Regions from separate parts of the Homo sapiens genome. Here region 1 is linked to region 2. Evidence: read pairs that join two places in POLR2A ChIA-PET (ENCODE). Cell type or tissue: PC-9. All regions are shown on one strand.

Region 1 (2,500 bases), 350 kb before region 2:
CTAAGATTTTTTTTAATTTGTTGGTTTAAAGTTTCCACAACATATTCCTAAAATTTTTTAAATGTTTATTTGTAGTTTTTTTACATTTAAATCCTGATATTGCTTATGTATTTAAATTTTTTATAGCATCAATTTCTGCTCTGACCTTTACTATAATTTCTTTTTTTCTCTCCTGTATATGCCTATGTGTATGCAGCATCCTTTGTACCATTTCTAACTTTTTGTCTATTTAGCTTTTTAGTGTCTAGAATATCTTTCACTTAAATATATACATGTTAGGCTATGAATTTCCTTCTAAGTGCTGCTTTATCAGCACCCTATAAGTTTTAAAATATGCTAGTTTTTATTATTTAGTTTTAAATATTTTATAATTTCAATCTTTATTCACCTTTGACATGAATTATTCAGAAGTACGTTTTAAATATTAAACAAATACTTCTAGTTATGTTATCAATTTCAAAGAAATACTGATCAGGTAAGATTTTCATAACATCAATTCTTTGGATACTTGTTGATATTTGCTCTATAGTATAAGGGTGGTCAATTTTTAGAAAGATTTTGTGTGTAATTAATAAGAAGGTATTTGTCTAATTGTTAGGTGCTATTTCTTACATGTCTAACTTGTTAATTGTGTTATCCTAAACTTCTCAAATTGTAAATTTTTTTTTTCTACTTGATCTCAGTACAGCTATGTTAAAATCTCCCACTATGTCTGGGAATATCTCTATTCTTGTAATTCTGTCATTTTTAAAAATGCATTTGAAACACACTGTGATGAGCCAAATTGTGTTCTCCCCAAATTCATAAGTTGAAATCCTAATCCCCAGTACCTCAGAATGTGACTGTATTGGAAATAGGGTCTTTAAAGAGGTAATTAACTTAAAATAAGGTTAATTACATTTGGCTGAAAAACAGATACCAGGCAAATAAAATAAGATCATTAGGGTGAGCCTTAATATGACTGTTGTTTTCATAAGAAGAGGAAATTGGGATGCAGACACACACATAGAGGGAAGACCACGTGAATACACAGGGAAAAGAGTCATCTACAAGCCAAGGAGAGAGGTCTCAAAGGAAACCAAACCTGCTGATACCTTCATCTCAGACTTCTAACTTCAAGAACTGTGAGAAAATAAGTGCCTGTTGTTTAAGCCTCCCAGTCTGTAACACTTTGTTATGGAAGCCCTAGAAAACTAATATACACATGTTGTTAGACTCATAGAAGCTCAGAATTGTTAGACTTTATTTCAGAACAGTTGCTTTTTCATTCTTAAGCCCTTACCTCTTTCATCCCTTATTTTTTTTTACAGAAAGTTCATTTTTTGCAGTACAATTTGTAAATATATACTATATATAGTGACATATCTATACAAGCTTATTTTAGTATTTACCTAATATTTTTCAGCCAAATGTTAATTTTAATGTTTGTATCTTTATGATTCTGATGTGCTCATATATATATAATATATACAAGAATATAAATACATATAATATATAAGTATATAAAAATATATATTTGGATTGTTGAAATTATATATTCTTATATATTCATACGCATAATTGTAAAAATCCAAACTGACAGAAATCTACATTTAAATGAGCATATATTTTTCAGCCAACTTTAAATTTAGTCTTCCTCTGGCCTTACGGTTCAGGTAGGTTTGTTAAAAAGAATATATATACAGGCATAATAAGCATATATGCCTATTATGCCTATTACAAATAGGAAATTTGTCCATTAATACAAATTTAATCGTTTTACATTTATTGTGATTACAAATATATTTCAAGGTATTTCTCACATTTTTGTCATATTTTCTAAGCATTTGCTTCTTTCCCTCTTCCCTTTCTCTGAGCTCTATTAAATTGATCTAATTTTATCTGCGTCTGGCCCCTAGAGTCTCTGTTTCGCTGCAATGTGTACCTTGACACAAGACCTCCTTTTCTTTTTTAAATAGTGAATTGTGTGGACCAATGATGATAGTGTGTTCTTAACCAAGTATTATTATTAACCAAGCTATGTGCATAAAATAATATAAAATGTAACATGTAAACTATAAAATATAATAAACACCCATGAATTCACCACCTAGCCTAAGTAGATTGCGTCCACTGTGTGTTCCTCCCCTATTCCAATTTCTCTTCCTCCTCCCTACCCTCTTCCAGAGATTACTATCCTGAGTCTTATGTTTATCATTCCTTTTCTTCAAAAAATGCATAAATATGTATGCCTAAGCATATAATTAAATTTTGCTTTATTTGAGCTTTATTAAAATTATATCATACTCTCTATAGGCCAAATGAAAAGGGACTTGCCTTTTCATTCAACATATTTTTTCTAAGATGTGAACATTTTGTAGTGCTTAACTGTAATTCAGTTATTTTCACTACTACATGGGAATTACCATTATCTTCTATCCATTCTCTCGCTAGTGGATATCTGGGCTGTTTTCAATCTTGTCTGTTCTGCCTCTCATCCCTAGGGCCTCTGCTCTGGACC
Region 2 (2,500 bases):
AGGTCGGGAGTTTGAGACCAGCCTGACCAACATGGAGAAACCCCGCCTCTACTAAAAATACAAAATTAGCCAGGCGTGGTGGTGCGTGCCTGTAATCCCAGCTACTCGAGAGGCTGAGACAGGAGAATAGCTTGAACTGGGAGGCGGAGGTTGCCATGAGCTGAGACTGCACCATTGCACTCTAGCCTGGGCAACAAGAGCGAAACTCTGCCTCAGAAATAAAATAAAATAATTAGCCGAGCGTGGTGGTGCACACCTGTGGTCCCAGCTACTCAGGAAGCTGAGGCAGGAGGATCACTTGAACCCTGGGGGCGGAGGTTGCAGTGAGTTGAGATCGTGCCACCGCCCTCCAGCCTGGGCAATAGAGTGAGACCTTGTCTCAAAAAAAAGAAACAAAAAAGTATTATAATCTTATGGGGCCACCATCATACATGCCGTCTGTCATTAACCAAAATGTCATTATGCGGCACCTGACTGTATACAGCTGTCTACTAGATTATAAACTCCTTGCAGATAAAACTATTCATTTCATCATTATCCATTGTATTATTTCCTTAGCACCCAGAAGAATCCTGTATTTAATTGGCTCATATGGAAAATTTTAGAAAGAGAGAGACAGCAGGGCTGAGACTATCTTCTGCTCAGGAACCAAAACGAGCTGGGAGGTAACAGAATTCTTTTTCATAGTAATTGTATTCCATATCATGGTGAAATCGTGCCAGAACAAGCTTCAGACTCTTTCTGGTCTTACTCCTTCTGACCGTGCTGTTCCCAAGAACCTCCCACACAGGAAATAACAATGATGGCAGTAGCTGTCAAATTCTAAAGACGGGGATAGACTCTGGACCTCCTCAGGCCCCTGAGCCCACTGTAGAGCAGGGACGTGACTTAGTTGAAGTTCAGGACTGCGGCCACAGTCACACCACCTGTAAGCAATGGAGGACTTTCAACACAGAACTCTCTGCTTCCCCTGCATTCTGTTACTAAGCAGCTCATAGAACGTGAAGAGGTATTAACCTTGTTATTTGCAGAGTTACAAAAAGCTGAGTCAGGTAGGTTTGGCTGTATTCCAAAGCAAACCCAGACCAGAAGCCACCTGAGAGTTCCTGCCGGCAAGGACAAATTCAGAATGTAGAAAAACGATGAAAATAAATATTCTATGATCACCCTATAACCTACTTCCTTACTGACCAAACACACGTCTCATTCCCATTAACAAGTTATGCTCAGCCACTGCCCTCTCTAGGATTATGTGATGTTAAACAGTAATTCTGCCCATTTAGGGTCAGCTACTCAAAAGCAAAGAACAGCAACTTTAGGTCAAAATATGTTCTTCTAGGAGAGAAGCCTAAGTCTCTCCCCTATTATTGCACGAATAGTGTACCAGCACCAGACTAGAGAGGAAGTTAACACTTATTAAACATGTATTCTAGTCACCTGCTAGACATTTTCAGGTAAGCCTCACAGGATCCCTCCAAGGTGGTATTAATGTCCCTGTTTTAGAAGGAGGAGTACTGAGATTCACAGACATTAGAGAACTTGTCCAAGGTCTTACCAGTAAAAGTGGCAAAACCAGGACTGAACTTAGGTCTGACACTACATAGTTCATATTCTATTATGTGACTATATTCCTCCTTAAAGGAAAATTTAGGAATTCAGTTTCCTTTAGGAAGATGTAGGAAATAGAATGTACTAAAACTAAGATAACAGTTGACTTAAGTCTTTTCTAACTCAGCCTTCCTCAGGCCCATGTGTGAGTTGGTTTCTATCCTTTCCCTGAAACTCTTGGGCACATAGGAACATAATGTCTGTTTGATTTTACTTTTAAGTATATTCTTTTGGTCAGTCCCAATCTGACAAAATTTTAAGATTTAATGCATTCTATCCATGCAAGAGAATTACATGTGGTTTTGCTTGTAAAGAAGGTGGGAATGATATAGGGTAAAGAGAGTAAGTGACATTATCTAGTTCACTCCCACCATATGGATGATTGGCTGCAAGTGCCTCTCAGCCTTTGCATGTGTTATTTGCTCTGACTAGAACTCTGCCCACACTACCTGACTAATGCCTGTGTGTTTTTCCAGGAAGCTTTCATGACACTACCCTCTATAATCTTTCTCCTGTTTCCTCCAGGCTGAATAGGAATCCTCCCTTTGTTTTCATTGTTATTAGTGTTCTCTGTATACTCTAGTAAAGTATTTTTATATGAATCATAATAGTTTAATTAATCAGCCTTCTGATTCACAGTTTAAGCTGGTTATAGGCAAGGTCCTTCTGTAAAGAGTTGATGAAATCTACTTTTAAGAGTAGAAAGATAGACAAGATGCCAAGACAATTCAATAGGGAAAAAGAATAGTCTTATTAACAAATGGCTGGGACACTTGGATATTCACATGTGAAAGAATAAAGTTGGATCCCTACCTCACACCATATACAAAAGTTAAGTCAAAATAGATCAGAGGTCAGGTGCAGTGGTTCACACCTGTAATCCCAGCACTTT

Evidence for each region. ChIA-PET counts read pairs that join two places held together with the same protein. Peaks named below come from ENCODE experiments on the same cell type or tissue, not always from the same donor. Only the 100,000 strongest peaks of a DNase experiment are listed, where the experiment ranks them.
Region 1: POLR2A ChIA-PET joins it to region 2 with 6 read pairs; 2 of 35 experiments call an interaction of 5 or more read pairs at or near these places.

The regions. Positions count from the first base shown.
Region 1 is chr11:129,477,674-129,480,173 of GRCh38, forward strand. No RefSeq gene overlaps it. Among named protein-coding and RNA genes, the nearest start is that of BARX2, 100 kb to the left of the region's middle. In PC-9, no CTCF peak of the experiment used is centred here; no DNase peak of the experiment used is centred here.
Region 2 is chr11:129,827,589-129,830,088 of GRCh38, forward strand. The region is part of intron 1 of TMEM45B (transmembrane protein 45B); the gene reads left to right. Among named protein-coding and RNA genes, the nearest start is that of TMEM45B, 13 kb to the left of the region's middle. In PC-9, no CTCF peak of the experiment used is centred here; DNase peaks (open chromatin) are centred at 1,053 and 2,153; H3K4me3 peaks cover 1,125 bases; H3K27ac peaks cover 2,500 bases.